Regions from separate parts of the Homo sapiens genome. Here region 1 is linked to region 2. Evidence: read pairs that join two places in POLR2A ChIA-PET (ENCODE). Cell type or tissue: GM12878. All regions are shown on one strand. Each heading gives the region's core, and the rest is flanking DNA. Links, peaks and the distances in the headings are about the cores only.

What was found. ChIA-PET counts read pairs that join two places held together with the same protein. Peaks named below come from ENCODE experiments on the same cell type or tissue, not always from the same donor. Only the 100,000 strongest peaks of a DNase experiment are listed, where the experiment ranks them.
Region 1: POLR2A ChIA-PET joins it to region 2 with 11 read pairs; 5 of 35 experiments call an interaction of 5 or more read pairs at or near these places.

Annotation. Positions count from the first base shown.
Region 1 is chr10:13,089,305-13,097,641 of GRCh38, forward strand. It overlaps a transcript of CCDC3 not described here. Among named protein-coding and RNA genes, the nearest start is that of OPTN, 6.7 kb to the right of the region's middle. In GM12878, for the core only: no CTCF peak of the experiment used is centred there; no DNase peak of the experiment used is centred there.
Region 2 is chr10:13,333,102-13,341,438 of GRCh38, forward strand. It overlaps SEPHS1 (selenophosphate synthetase 1), which reads right to left. Exons shown (of 9, transcript NM_012247.5): 3 at 5,604-5,707; 4 at 3,142-3,249; 5 at 716-870. Among named protein-coding and RNA genes, the nearest start is that of SEPHS1, 11 kb to the right of the region's middle. RefSeq lists enhancers at 1,682-2,183, 2,184-2,683. In GM12878, for the core only: no CTCF peak of the experiment used is centred there; a DNase peak (open chromatin) is centred at 7,710; H3K4me3 peaks cover 1,269 bases; H3K27ac peaks cover 2,212 bases.

The DNA of each region.
Region 1 (8,337 bases), core at 75-8,074, 240 kb before region 2:
TTTCTTTATGTTTAACACTTATTATGAATTCTTTATATGAATCATATAAAGAATGCAAGTAAACAACTTAGTACTATTGTTATATTCTTTGAAGTTGCTGGGACTATTGTCCCATCACTTGATTAGAGTCTTCAATTCTCAAACTTGCTTTTCTGTCCCCATTCCTCGGGGTACTCTGGCCCCGGACACCTTCAATGCCCTCTCCTTCCTGATACTTTTCCTCACTTGACTTCGGGGACATTGCTCTCTCCTAGTTTCGCTTTCTCTTATCTGGATGCTCCCTCTTCTCTCCTCTCCAACTTTTTATTTTCTTTCAGCACCCCCCCTTAAATTGGAGGAATTCTCTAGAATTCAGCCATTTTTTTAAATTTAAATTTTAATTTTTTTATTTCCAAAGGTTATTGGGGAGCAGGTGGTGTTTGGTTACAGGGATAAGTTTTTTACTGGTGGTTTGTGAGATTTTGGTGCTCCCATCACCCGAGCAGTGGACACTGCACCCAATTTGTAGCCTTTTATCCCCCACCCCCCTCCCACCCTTTCTCCGTGAGTTCCCAAAGTCCATTGTGTCATTCTTACGCCATTGCATCCTCACTGCTGTGAGTGAGAACATACGATGTTTGGTTTTCCATGCCTGAGTTACTTCACTTAGAATAATAGCCTCCAATCTCATCCAGGTTGCTGCAAATACCATTAATTCATTCCTTTTTATGGCTGAGTAGTATTCCGTTAGATATATATATATATATATATATATATATATATATATATATATATCACCGTTTCTTTCTTTTTTTTTTTTTTTTGTGTCAGAGTCTCATTCTGTCACCAGGCTGGAGTGCGGTGGTGTGATCTCAGCTCACTGCAATCTCCACCACCTAGGTTCAAGCGAGTCCCCTGCCTCAGCCTCCCAAGTAGCTGGGACTACAGGTGCGTGCCACCATGCCTAGCTAATTTATTTTGTATTTTAGGAGAGACAAGGTTTCACCATGTTGGCCAGATTGTCTTGATCTCCTGACCTCGTTATCCACCTGCCTTGGCCTCCCAAAGTGCTAGGATTACAGGTTTGAGCCACCGCACCTGGCCATACCATTTCTTTATCCACTCATTGATTGATGGGCATTTGGGTTGGTTCCACATTTTTGCAATTGCAAATTGTGCTAGAATTCAGCCCTTTTAGAGGAGGTCTCTGAGAAGGACTAAGTCCATATTTCCAAGCTTAATCTCTATCCTGAGGTTCAGGCCCATTTTTCCAAATAGGTGTGGACCTCTTCATTCACCTATCCCACAAGTAATGCAAGTTACTCAGAACTAATCTCCTTCCCCCAGGGCAGCTGCCTGTCCTGGGTTTCTCATCTGCTAGGGTCTAAATGTTTGTGTCCTCCCAAAATCCATAGATTGAAATCCTCACCGGCAGGTGAGGGTATTAGGAGGTGTTATTAGTCAGGGTTCTCTAGAGGGACAGAAGTAAAAGGACAGATGCATATATTGAAGGGAGTTTATTAAGGAGAATTGACTCACACGATCACAGGGTGAAGTCCCATGACAGGCTGTCTGGAAGCTGAGGAGCAAGGAAGCCAGTAGTGGCTCAGTCCAAGTCCCAAAGCCTCAAAAGTAGGGAAGCTGACAGTGCAGCCTTCAGTCTGTGGCCAAAAGCCTGAGAGCCCCCAGCAAACCACTGCAGTAAGTCCTAGAGTCCAAGGGCCGAAGAACTTGGAGTCTGATGTTCAAGGGCAGGAAGCATCCAGCACAGGAGAAAGATGAAGTCTGGAAGACTCAGCAAGTCTGCCCTTCCACCTTCTTCTGCCTGCTTTTTCTAGCCTCACTGGCAACCAACTGGATGGTGCCCACCCAGATTGAGGGTGGGCCTGCCTCTCCCAGTCCACTGAAGCAAATCTTAATATCCTCTGGCAACCCACTCACAGACATACCCAGAAACAATATTTTGCATCCTTCAATCTGATCAAGTTGACACTCAATATTAGCCATCACAGGAGGTGAAGCCTTTTGGGGGGTGATTAGGTCATGAGAGGAGAGCCCTCACAAATGAGATTAGTGCCCTCATGAAAGAGACCCCAGAGAGCTGCATCAACCCTTCCACCACATGAGGACACTGCAAGATGATGTCTATGAACCAGGAGGCAGGCCCTCACCAGACACTGCCAGTGCCTTGATCTTGGACTTCCCAGCCTCCAGAACTGTGAGAAATCAATTTCTATTTATAAGCCACTCTGTTTATGGTATTTTGTTATAACAGCCAGGATGGACAAAAACACCATCTCAGCTAATACTGCTACCCTCCATTCAGTCGCCCAACGCAGAAATGTTCGCCTTCAACAACTCCCTTCATCTCCTCAGGTACATCTCATCATCCTAAAGTTCTCTCCCCTCCATCTGCATAAAAGCTTCCAAGCATAACCCCTTTTAAATAACAGAGTCAAATACATAACCTTTTTTTGTAGCCAAGATGGAAGTTCCCTAAGTGTCTGATTTCAAGCTTACTGAGAAAAGCCCAATCCAAAAAAAAAAAAAAAAAAAAATTCCTCCTTGCTGGCAGATCCTGAAATCCCTTTGGCAGACAAGGTTTTTATTGCAGAATTAGAAATAATCCTAAATGCCAGAGGCTCTGGAAAGATGCCACCTGAAATTGAAAGGACACCAAAGTGTCAATGTTGTGTCATACAGCCTTGCAGTGAAAAGGGCTGATGGTGGGAGGAGAGGGGAGGGTGGCAGATAAGAGCAAAGAAGAAAGAGTGCAGGGTGCAGATAGCTGCAGCAAAGGTGGTGGAGGCGGGCACACTGTGAACATACAAAGAAAGTTCGCTTGAGCCAACCAAGCCAGAATCAACTAAAATATACTTTTGTGCTGAAGGTGAATTAAACAATTCGTGAGTATGGGAACCAAGGTAGACAGGAAATCATTTTATAAAAAGATTCACAGAGACTCTTCTCTTGTTTCTATAATAAACAGAATGGAGCCACTTCCCAGAATTATAATAAGACACAGTGAATGGGAAAGTTCTAAATTTATGTAAGATCAGCTTTTGAAGTCTCTGAAATCGTTGCAATGGGAAATACTGCCTAAGTGCTTCCAAGTTCACTAACAGATCTTCCTCTAGGAGTTTTCACAGCCAACCCTTCAAAACTTGGCCACCTTTGCCATAATAGTCCATGAATATCCAATTGTCTCTGCAAGAAGTCTGTTATGACTGGGATTTCTTTCTGCCTCCCTTGGGTCAGATCAAATTAACTTGGTAAGAATTGCTTTCTGTAAAGCTAACTCACATTGGAGTAACCCCCGTGTGACCTAAGGCATCTTCTCCCCTGGCTCCCAGTAGATTCAGAAAAAGGAATGGATGAGGTCAGGAATAACACAGGGGTGACCAGTTGCAAAATTTAAAGATATAGCAGCTGGAGAAGTGAACCATAGGCCTTAGGAAAGAAAGAAGCAAAATGTTGCTGGCATCCAGCTGTGCAGATCTGATGAGACCAGCCGCCCAGAAATCTGTGTTACTGCTCCAGAAGACAATGCAATGTGCCTACAAATTTAATGACTGTCTCCTGGCCTATAACAGGGGAGCAGGAACTCTGCCCGCAAAGCCGAAAAGGGTCAAGGCAACCTGGTGAGAGAAATGTTGACTTTTCGTGGGTATAAAAGGCACAGACAATCTAGCTAAGGCAGGTGTATTGTGATCTAGTGGAAAGTCATGTATGAACCCCTCACCTTTTTTTTTTTTTTTTTTTTCAAAAACAAAGGAGTTACTGACTTTTCAAACCGCAAAATCATTTATGACAATTTAACCAGCTGTATTAGTCTGTTTTCATGCTGCTGATAAAGATATACCTGATACTGGGTGATTTATAAAGAAAAAGAGGTTTAATGGACTCACAGTTCCACGTGGCTGGGGAGGCCTCACAATCATAGCGGAAGGCGAAAAGCACATCTTACATGGCGGCAGGCAAGAGAGAGAATGAGAACCAAGTGAAAGGGGTTTCCCCTTATAAAACCATCACATCTCGTGAGACTTATTCACTACCATGAGAACAGTATGGAGGAAAACACCCCCATGATTCAATTATCTCCCACCAGGTCCCTCCCACAACACACGGGAATTATGGAAGCTACAATTCAAGATGAGATTTGGGTGGGGACACAGCCAAACCATATCACCAGCCAAGTATTAAGTCAACCTCTACAGAAGGAAGAGGCTTAAATTCAAATTAATTTGGCATCTACTAAAATTGTATACCAAATATAAGAAATGAAAAACAAATTCTAATTTTTTTCAAGCTGGAGAGAAGCTAAGAGGTTATCTATCTTAGCCCCTGACTTCCCTCACTGATGAAGAGGTCAAGGCCTAGGGGTGAGTTCTCAGGTAGGGCCGAGGTAGCCTGATACCCAGGTCTCTGTGTCCTCCCTCACTCCACCATGCACTTTTTCAGAGAAGTGAGACACCTTAGTTTGGAAAAAAAATAAGTGAGATGGAAAAAAGACAAATCACTTGTACTTTCCTACTACTGATCAATTATTTAATCCAAAGAAGCTAAAACTATGTCTAAAATTAGACAGCCAGGCCATTTTTCACTCCTCAGGCATGCAAAGAAGATAATGATAGTATTTTTCAGACAATGACGAGGAACTGTGGTGCATTACAGTGATTATTTTCCCAAATCACCAGCTCTGGCTAATTAATACTTAAACAGAAAATTTTGCTAAAGGAACTCATGACAGTTTTGTAGCAAAACAAGGAAGCAAAGACTTAACATTTCATCGGTGCTGTGCTTTGATTTGGTACAAAAGGCGGCAGGGATTAGACAGGTTCTAATGGGACAGGCATAGGAAGTAATTAATAAGCAGCATTCTTATCTATTATTTACAGAGGGCCAACCATAACCTAAGGGGTAAATACCTGGCTCTTTCCCAGTGAGTTTACTTTTCAAGATGATGATGATGATGATGATGATGATGATGATGATGATGATGATGATGATACTCACCCAGGCTGGAGTGCAATGGCACGATCTCGGCTCACTGCAACCTCCACCTCCCAGGTTCAAGAGATTCTCCTACCTCAGCCTCTAGTAGCTGGGACTATAGGCGTGTGCCACCATGCCCAGCTAATTTTTGTTTTTTTAGTAGAGATGGGGTTTCACCATGTTGACCAGGATGGTCTTGATCTCTTGACCTCATGACCCGCCCACCTCAGCCACCCAAAGTGCTGGGATTACAGGTGTAAGCCACTGTGCCCGGCCTATTTCAAGATTTTTAAACATGAGGCAGGCCCGGCACAGAGAGTTATGTCTGTAATTCCAGCACTTTGGGAGGCCGAGGTGGAAGGATCACTTGAGGTCATGAGTTTAAGACCAGCCTGGGCAACATGGTGAAACCCTATGTCTACAAAAAATACAAAAATTAGCCAGGCATGGTGGTGCATGCCTATAGTCCCAGCTACTTGGCAGGCTGAGGTGGGAGAATTGCTTGAGCCCAGGAGTTCGAGGCTGCAGTGAGCCACGACTATGCCACTGCACTCCAGCCTGGGTGACAGAGCAAGATGCTCTGTCAAACAAACAAAAAACATGGGAGGAAGGAGAGGAAGGAGGAGCTTAGCACAGCACACACACCGTGAACAGGCTTGTCTCAAAGCAGAGCCATGGTCCCTGGGACTCTGGGTACTTGGCTGAGGCTGTAGGTTGGACCCTAATCCCAGAGCCTCATTCTGATGGAGGCTTCAACCATACACCTTGCTTCTCATACAGGGAGTTGCTTTCATGCTGGATTTCAGGGAAAGGAAAGCAACCTATTAGAGGCATAGACACGCACCTGTTTGAGTCTCTGTTTTCAGTTTCTTTGGAGTGTACACCTAGAAGTGGAATTGCTGGGTCATATCATAACTCTCTGTTTAACTTTCCAAGGAACTCATCCTCGGAATATTTGGAACCAGTGATGAACTGAATCAAACTAAAGCTGAGACAAAGTCCAGACCAAGGTCAACCATAGGGCAGATGATTCATGCAGCGACCACACCAGTGGCCTCACAGGAGCAGGGGCACACCCTTTGCTGCAGCAGTCCCCAACATTTTTGACACCAGGAACTGGTTTCATGGAAGACAATTTTTCCATGGATGGTGGTGGGTGGGGGGGTGGTTTTGGGATGAAATGGGTCCACCTCAGATCATCAGGCATTAGAGTCTCATAAGAAGCACGCAACCTAGATCCCTTGCATGTTCTGTTGACAATAGGGTTCACGCTCCTATGAAAATCTAATGCAGCTGCTGATCTGACAAGAGGCGGAGCTTAGGCCATAATGCTCACCCACCCGTTGCTCACCTCCTGCTGTTCGGTCTAGTTCCTGAGAGGCCACAGGCCAGTACTGGTTCACCACCCGGGGTTTGGGGACCCCTGCTTTATTGGACATAATTATTAGGTCGTGTTCTTTTTGGTGGTGTTTGTACAGCTCTATTGAGGTATAATCCACATGCCATAAAATTCACCCCATTTGTAAATGTATGATTCATGGCTTTCAATTACACTTAAAAAGTTGTAAAACCATCATTACAATTCAAATTTAGTATATTTCCATCATCCCCCAAAAATCCCCTCGAGTTCCTTTGCAGTTCAAAGCCACCCCCAATTTCAGGCAACTACTGGTCTGATTTCTGTCTTTTTCTACTTTCCTTTTCTGGACATTTAATGTATATGGAGTCATAGCATATGTAGTCTTTGGCATCTGGGGTAGCAAGTACGAATATTAGTCTACCACCTCAGATGCACATAAAAATATTACATATCTTTTCTTTTCTTTTCCTTCCTTCCTTCCTTCCCTCCTTCCTTTCTCTCTCTACTTCCTTCCTTCCCTCCTTCTTACCTTTCTTCCTTCTCTCTCTCTCTCTCTTTCTTTTTGGACAGAGTCTCACTCCATGGCCCAGGCTGGAGTGCAGTGGCACCATCTTGGCTCAGCGCAACCTTTGACTCCCAGGCTCAAGCAATTCTCCTGCCTCAGCCTCTCAAGTAGCTGAGATTACAGGCACGCACCACTACTGCCTGGCTAATTTTTATATTTTTAGTAGAGATAGGGTTTCACCATGTTAGCCAGGCTGGTCTTGAACTCCTGACCTCAAACGATCCTCCCAAAGTGCTGGGATTACAGGCGTGAGCCACCGCCCTGGGCCTCTTTACTTTCTTTAAACCCAGTTCTGCAGGGGTGTACGGAAACCTATTTTCGGGCACCACTGGGGTCTGGAGAGGGGAGGTCTCCTTCCCTACGGCCATGCAAAACTCCAGGAGGGCTTTTGGTACCCATTGAAGTAAGGGCCATTTATTTTTCAGCCCAGCAACATTGCCACTGATACCCTCATTATCAAATGGTTCTTCTAGGGAACAGTCTCTGCTGTTTCCAATGACAAGCCTGGGCAGCAGAATCTGCGGGAGGTTCCCAAAGTCCAGTAGGTGCATCCCAAGAGCTTGCTGTCTGTCTGGGTGCTGCAGGGACTGAGGCTTGAGTCCTTGATGCTCATAAGACCACCATCCCACTCCTCCTCCCAATCTGGGGGCGGGGGAGTCACTCCTCCCTCCAACTGTTGTGAAAGCCTCCACCCCACCCAGCTCTGGCTCTTCCTCCAGGACATCTGGGGTAGATCATGGATGTATTGAGATCAGGCTTTCTCAAAAGACAAGAAGAAAGGCTGTACTTCTAAGAGCTGTTGCCAGGAGTCCAGCCAACGCTCCTGAAGGTAGGAAGCCCAAAGGGACTCGTTGCTAACTCCAAACAGAGGAGATTGGGGTGGAAAGGGAACACAAGGAACATCAAACCCAGATTAGGATCTCACTAAAAACCTTCCCACACTGCTCTACATTTACCCACCACAAAACCACATCAACAAATCAGCTAAGAGCATGCTATTATTTCAGTTTTTTCGCTGCATTTAGATTCCATCTACCCATGGAAGTGTGCAGGAAGATGGAGTCACCAAACGGGATGATCCAGGCTAAGAAACAGAACCGGCTCTAACACAAGCAACAGCAACAAACACCATGAGCCAGGCGTTCTTCTAGGTGTTGAAGACGTATTTCCTCTTTAATCTTCTCAGCATCCTTAGGTGAGGGCTGTGGGTCCAGAGGCCTTATCTAAAATTTTTGGGTGGCTGGGCACCGTGGCTCACACATGTAATCCCAGCACTTTGGAAGGCCGAGGCAGGTGGATCACCCGAGGTCAGGAGTTCAATACCAGGCTGGTCAACATGGCGAAACCTCATCAATACGAAAAATGCAAAAATTAGCTTGGTGTGGTGGCACACGCCTGTAATCCCAGCCACTTGGGAGGCTGAGGCAGGAGAATCACT
Region 2 (8,337 bases), core at 297-8,296:
GGTATAGTACGCAAATTATATCTTAATACATCTATTTTTTTTTTTTTTTGAGATGGAGTTTCGCTCTTGTTGCCCAGGCTGGAGTGCAGTGGCGCGATCTTGGCTCACTGCAGCCGCAGCCTCCTGGGTTCAAGTGATTCTCCTGCCTCAGCCTCCCAAGTAGCTGGGATTACAGGCATGTACCATCATGCCTGGCTAATTGTGTATTTTTAGTAGAGATGGGGTTTCTCCATGTTGGTCAGGCTGGTCTCAAACTCCCAACCTCAGGTGATCCACCCGCCTTGGCCTCCAAAAGCGCTGGGATTACAGGCATGAGCAACCGCGCCCAGCCTTGCGTTCTTGTCTTTTTTTTTTTTGGAGACAGAATCTTGTTCTGTTGCCCAGGCTAGAGTGCAGGGGCATGATCTCAGCTCACTGCAACCTCCACCCCTGGGGTTCAAGCGATTCTCCTGCCTCAGCCTCCAGAGTAGCTGAAACTACAGGCTTGCCCCACCATGCCTGGCTAATTTTTGTATTTTTAGTAGAGACAGGGTTTCGCCACATTGGCCAGGCTGGTCTCAAACTCCTGACCTCAGGTGATCTGCCCGCCTCGGCCTACCAAAGTCTGGGATCATATGTGTGAGCCACTGCACCTGACCTTAATACATCAATTTTTAAAAAGAGAGGACAGAGAGAGAAAAACAGGTCAGGTGATATGAAACAAAAATCAACTTACATGATAAATTCATTGGGTTGGCAGACAGTGGTAGCCACTCCTCCCAGGACAATCCAGGGGTTTAGTACTGTTTGGCCGCCTGTTACAGATGTTCCTGCTTCCTCAGCTGCGTCTTTAAAACCTTGGATAATCAGAGGCATCACTTTATCCCTTTCCTAAGGTTGAAAAAGGTACAAATAAAAAGTCAAAGAATTCTGTTCAAAACCCAGAAAAGAAGGTTTTTACACTTACAGTTATAAAAAGAACCATAAAATCCTAAAGGAAGTCCTCAAAGTTTACAGACAGGGAAGGTTGTTAGGGGCCAGGCATAATCGCTCACGCCTGTAATCCCAGCACTTTGGGAGTCCGAGGTGGGCAGAGAGCTTGAGCCCAGGAGTTTAAGACCAGTCTGGGCAATGCAGACAGACCCCTTTCTCTACGAAACATGTAAAAATTGCTGGGTGACCGGGCACAGTGGCTCATGCCTGTATTCCCAGCACTTTGGGAGGCTGAGGCGGGCAGATCACCTGAGGTCAGGAGTTTGAGACCAGCCTGGCCAACATGGTGAAACCCCGTCTCTACTAAAAATACAAAAATTAGCCGGGTGTGGTAGCATGCGCCTGTAATCCCAGCTACTTGGGAGGCTGAGGCAGGAGAATCGCTTGAACCTGGGAGGCAGAGGTTGTAGTTAGCCAAGATCGCATCACTGCACTCCAGCCCTGGGCACAAGAGTGAGACTTCATCTCAAAAACAAAAAAAAAAAATATTGCTTGGTGTGGTGGCATGTGCCTGTGGTCCCAGCTATTCCGGAGGCTGAAGTGGGAGGATGTCTTGAGCCCGGGAGGCTGAGGCTGCTGCAGTGAGCTCTCATCACACCACTGCACTCCAACCTGGGCAACACAGGGAGATCTTGTCTCAAAAACAAACAAAAACAAAAGCTAGAAAATATTTCACATTGTCATCATTTTATCCAATGCTGGAAGATGTTCTAGACAACAATGTAAATAAAGCCCAGACACCAACATTGTCTGGACTCAGTGCACAGGACCAGCCCTAGGTCTGATGACTGCTGGAAGCCAGCTGTCCAGTGCTCCTTGAGAATCTCAAGACTGGCTTCCTAAGCACAGGTCCCCTGCCCTGCAGTAGGCATCCATCCTACCAAGGCTTGGCTGCAGGCTACGAGTAACCCACACTGACAGAGCCTGCGCCAAGACCACCATGCACCACTGATGACTACAGCCCATGTTCAAGGGCAGGAAAGAGCCTACTGGAAACTCAAGTTTCTCTAAGGCAGGGCAAACTGTTGGGGGCTCTTGGGACAAAAACAAGTACCTGTCTATCTAAATAGGAATTCATCTCTGGTTCAAAGAACAGGTTCAGGCAGCAAGGGCACAGAATGCTAGGCGATGACACAGAGGCGTGAGCCCCTGGTGGCCCTATCCCCCGTCACCATCTACGTCCACGACATCCCCAGCCACAGCAGAGGGAGTGCCCTCTAAGTGCCACGTGTCCCACATCTGTAAGGCTGTGCCTGATTCACACTGAGGCACCATTACTATGGCCAAAACTTTATTTTAAAAAATGCACAGGTCGGGCACGGTGGCTCATGCCTATAATCCCAGCACTTTGGGAGGCCGAAGTGGGTGGATCACGAGCTCAGGAGTTCGAGACCAGCCTGACCAACATGGTGAAACCCCATCTCTACTGAAAATATAAAAATTAGCTGGGGGTGCTGGTGTGCCCCTGTAATCCCAGCTACTTGGGAGGCTGAGGCAGGAGAATCGCTTGAACCTGGGAGGTGGAGGTTGCAGTGAGCTGAGCTTGTGCCACTACACTCTAGCCTGGGTGACAGAGTGAGACTCTGTCTCAATAAAACAAAAAAAAATATACACAAATGCCTTGGGCCGGGCACGGTGTTTCACGCCTGCAATCCCAGCACTTTGGGATGCCGAGATAGGTGGATTACCTGAGGTCAGGAGTTCAGGAACAGCCTGGCCAACGTGATAAAACCCCGTCTCTAATAAAAATACACAAAATAGCCAGGTGTGGTGGTACGTGCCTGTAATCCCAGCTACTTGGGAGGCTGAGGCAGGAGAATTGTTTGAACCCGGGAGGCGGAGGTTGCAGTGGACTGAGATTGCGCCACTACACTCCAGCCTGGGCGACAGAGTGAGACTCCTGTCTCAAAAAAAAAAAAAAAAAAAGTCTTGGTTTCAGTCTACTGGGAAGAGAGAAAGGGAGCAGGTGGCAGAAGTGCAGAGATGACTAGGCCAGGCTTCCTCATTTTAATTTACTGGTAACTGCCAAAAAGTGGAGAGCCAGAAGGAGTGCAGGGAGCCATATGGCCTGGGCTCCTCGCTTTCTAGATGGGAAACCAAGTCTAACCAAGGCCAGAGATGCCACCGGGACAACACGGACCAGGCAGCAGCCGGGTAGCTCCTACTTACCCTGTCGGTCATTTTATTACTGACTCCAAGGAGCATCAGCATATTGTCACATTCCGTGACCCCCATTGCATAGAGGTCACTGAGGACATTGGCACACGCTATCCTGCCCTGGGAAGAGAGGGAAACATGAGAAAGGACGACCGGGGACTTTCCATCTGCAGAAACTGAGTGAGCCATGGAGTGGACTCCACAGAGAACGTGGAGACTTTCCAGGAGTAGCAGCTACTAGGATGGGGTCCTCAGTTTCTATGATTTGCAGACTGGCAACCTTTCCTGCATCACAGAGTCACTAGGCCATTCGTTTTTTCTCAGACATTCCTGTTACCACCTCTTTCTTGTGCAGGACAAAGAATGTACCAGTTTTTCTCCATTCTAAATTTTAGAAGTCTGCAATTTATTTAGATAGGGGAAGGGGTATATGTGCAGCGAATGAGGAGGAGAAGCAAGTTTAGAACCGACAGTCTTGGGGGAAGAGCTATGGAGCGAAAAAGCCTGCAAACAACTCTCCTAAAGAAAAGTTGGAAACAGCCACATATCCCAAACAGATTCTAAAAATGGCTGGCTTTAGTGGTTATAGAGATGGAGATAGTCTTTGTGCACTTGGATTAAGAAATGTTTGCAGCTTAGGCTGGGTGTGATAGCTCACGCCTGTAATCCCAGCAATTTGAGAGGCCGAATCAGGTGGATCACTTGAGGCCAGGAGTTAAAGACCAGCCTGGCCAACATGGTAAAATGCTGTTTCTACTAAAAATATAAAAATTAGCTGGGCATGGTGGTGCACACCTGTAGTCTCAGCTACTTGGGAGCCTGAGGCATGAGAATTGCTTGAACCTGGGAGGTGGAGGTTGCAGTAAGCTGAGATCGTGCCACTGCACTCTAGCCTGGGCAACAGAGCAAGACTGTCAATAAACAACAACAAAAAAAAAACAAAAAAAATTTTTGTAGCTTCTTTTCAAGGATGTATGAGATAAACAGAAAAATCATCTTAAGAAACAAATAAAAAAATACCCAGGGCTGAAGTCATATTGTTTTCAAAAGAAAAAGAAGCATTTCCCAGTAAATGATGTCATTTTATTAGGAACTTTAAAATACAATTCAACAGAAATGTGGTAATGAAGATTTTTTTATTGCCACTGGAGATTTTTAAAAGTTAAGTTGCCCTTATCTAAATTTTTATCTTTTATAGACAATAAAGAGAAAATACAAATTTTCCTTCTGACATAAGGATAATCAAACTCCCAAGTGTTATCACTTCCAGTGGCTGTTTAATTGCTTGCTTTAGGCTTTCTTATACATTCCTGGAGGTCAGCAATGCAGCTCAACAACCATCTGTGGCCACACTTTCAGTATCATCAAGCCAGTCCACAAGGCCAACAGGTGGTCTACAACTCGCACAAGCCAATCGCTAGTTAGGGGGGTGGTGATTTAGCGCCCCTTCTGTTCTGGGTGCTCTCATTTTAGGAGATGCTGGAAAACAATGGACTGTGGTTTTAGCCATCCCTGCCACCTGGTCATGTGGGACCTGGGCTGTGGCTTACCTGCCCAGTCTCAAGAGTATTGCTCCAGAGGAGAAAACGGACAGATGTGCGGAAGAAATATAGGTTTCCAATAATCTGGTATTTGTCACTGGTACCTGAGGGTGAACACCCCCCACGTGGCTGCCTCATGATAAAGTCCCTACAGTGCAGCCTGATCCCACTGTCCTTGCCACACACGAAGAACACCTGGCATTTTATAGCAAACCAGATTTTCCTAGTCTCTCCACTGGCTCCTCCTGGGTGGTAGCAAATTGGGGTTAAAGGTTGGGTGGATCAAAGGGTGGCTGGCTGCAACTACGCAGTAAACAACTGGGGAACACACCTCAGCAGTGTATCATCAGTAGCCAGGAACTTTAACTCAGTGGTCAGAAACCTACTATGTACAGCGGCACATCACACGGTGGTGGGTGTGCAAGTGGCTGGGTTGAGTGAATTAACCAGATATCCGAATTAATGTTTGAGGCATCTAATTGTGATGAGATACTAGCTCCTTAATCTCTTGAAGGAAACATTTAGGATCAGTCCTATTACAGAGGACAGTAACATCTCCAGCCTAAAACACAGGGGTGATGGAGGTTACCAATGTCAAAGAAGAGAAGGTGCAAGAAAGAAGAAAATGACAAAAACAGGCCATTGACATGCTACTAAACAAGAGGTGTTCTTACTCACAGCATGTACTCAGTTGCAACAGCAGCAGAGGGCCTTCCCTGCTTCCTCCCTAATTGCTTTATGCCCAGTGCCAAGTGTGGGCAGGGGACAGGCCTGACTTCAGCAACTGCAGGAGTCTGGGCAGGGTGGGGCAGTATAGTCGGGATATAACAGAAATAAAACCAAAACCCCACAGATACATACAAAACCCCAGCCACAACCCAAACCAAACAAATAAGCCCTTCCAGTCACAAAAACACATCGGCTCACGCTTACCATCATGTAAGGGTCGTCTACGATCGGGTAAATGTAATCTGTGGTTTGAACCAAGGAAAGCCCACCGTGCCTCAAAGGAATGACACAAGTATCCATTCCAATGCCTGTGGAGATGGAAGTCATTAGCATCCAAAAATAAAACGGGAAAGCCATTTCATTTTATATCACCAGTGCTCTGAACAGGAAGAGCTCATAAGATACTTATGGAAACTGCAGGCTGCCAATGAAGCCATGTGTTTCCTATCAAGAAGCGTAACTGAAATAAACGTGAAACATATCCAGCTTAGGATGGAAAATACCAATGAAAATGTTACTCATCAAGACTCAACTCCAATATGGCATAGTTTTAATCCTTAATGATGCCTTGAATAAAAATCTTTTTCACTGTATGACTTTTATTATTTTACTGTATTACTGTAGCGTGTGACTGGTACCGTATACAATTTCTTTGAAGATGAGAATCCTATAAATGGAACTTGGGTTATCTTAAGTATAGTTATTGTGCGTACATCTTTACAGACATTATCGTATTGTCCCATCAGAAACCATGTAAAATATTTTTACATTGAAAAATGCTATTATTACTTATACATTTTAGTCAAAAGTGAAAATGACACACACACAGATGAAATGAAAGGACAAATCCCAATCTACAATTCAATGGAAATTTCCAATCAAGCCTGGATATAAACACTCTGGCATCTATGTCAGAGGAGTCCCAAGACCACCAGTAGTAGTCAAGATACGCTACTCCTTGTCTTGGAGATAAGGCTGTACTCCTTTAAAAATTACTTGTAATGCAGGCATTTTACAAACTCAGACTAGCATTCCCACCAAGAAAGCTGAACACAGTGAGCAGCCCTACACCCCTCAGAAGGACACTCTTCTGTCCTCTTATGAGGACAGCTGTTCCTTGGTATCTGTGGGGGACTGGTTCCAGGACTCCCACAGACACCAACATCCACAGATGCTCAAATCCCTGATTTGAAATGTCCCAATATTTGCATATAACCTACACACATCTTCTCACATACCTTAAATCATCTCTAGATCACCTATGACACCCAATACGATGTGAATGCGATGTAAATATTTGTTATGCTGTACTGTTTAGGGAATAATGACAAGACAAAAAAAAGTCTGTGCATGTTGAGATGCAACCATCCACTTCTTTCCCTGCATATTTTCAGTCTGTGGTTGGTTGAATCCCCCACGAGGATTCTGCAGATACAGAGGGGGATGCTGTACTTCTACTTTGCAGCCCAATAGCCAAAAGCAGGGAAAAAGCCAGAATTAGGACAAAAGGAAGCAAATTATGTGCCTGAATCTACCCTATAAATTCAGAATTTCAAACAAGTTTAAATCATATCTGAATCGCACTAAAACGACCTTTAATATTCTGCGTAAGTGAAAGGGCCGTGAAGCACTGCCTCACTCGGTCTCATGACAGCAGCAGACCTCACAGAGGCGGGTCATGGAGGCACCAGATCTTTCCTGCTGCAAAAATGAAATCTCACTCAATAAAAAGCCATAGTCTGTGAAGACAGGCTGATTTTTATCACACTAGATAACAAAGCAGAAACTCTTGCTGGAAGACCTCGCTTAGGGAATGGAGAAGTGAAGTTCAGAATGGCAAGTTTCAACAATGTCAGGCACTGGATCAGTTTTCATCTGTCAGAGGAGAACGTGTGAGATAATTCACGTAAACAGCCCATGGGCACAACCTCTCAGAAATTTGTTTCATCACACTCTTTAGCACCTAAATAGAAATACCACTCTTTAACTCAATGGATTCTCCCTAAATGGATAATTCTGACAACTGGTTATTCTGAGTATATTATTATTCACTTTGGAAAACAGTAAGAGGCAGTTTTCTTTCAGGCTTCCATTTAAACTGGAGGACTACTGAAAGAGAAACTAAAATTGTTGCTGAATGTTAGCTTTAAATGTTCTTAATTTGAATAATCTTAAATTTGAATTACATACATTTGATTTGTAAAGCGCTTTATTTCTAAACTTAGCAAGTCCTTTGATCAGAGTAACGGGGGATTCTTGAGCACGCCCCTAGGGCTGAAAAGCAGCTCCGTTATCCACGGTTTCTCTTTCACACCTGTGCCACCACAGTCTACTAGAATAGGGTCTGGTGCTGTCCAATGTGGTTGACACTAGACACAGGGGGTGGCTGCGCATCTGACAAACAGGTGCTGTAAGTACAAAACAGACAACTGATTTTAAACACCTAGTACCAAAAACCAACATCTCATTAATAATGTCGTATATATACATACTGAAAAGACATTTTTATATATTGTGTTAAATAAAATAGATTATAATTAATTCCACCTGATTTTTGTTATCGGGTTTTTAAAAATATTACTTTGAATTTGAAAATTACGCATGTGGCTTGCATTGTATTTTTGGACAGCACTGGTCTACAGTGATTGGTTTAGAAATCACCAATCACATTTCAAGGAAGGAAGAGAGAAGGGGTGAGCCTGAGATGCCCACAGGCCTTGAAAAACTAGCGTTTGAAATGGAAAGACAGAGGGACGGTCCAGAGGGATGGTAACTGGGAACAGAGGAAAATGCCACAGGGTCGGGGAAGCCTTAAATACTAGACAGAACAGTTTAGGTTTAATGACCAGGAGGCAATGGGCAAACTTGCTGGAAGGTTTTCAGCAATACTGACATCCTCCATCAGAAAGACAACCTAAGTTATCACACCACTACCCAC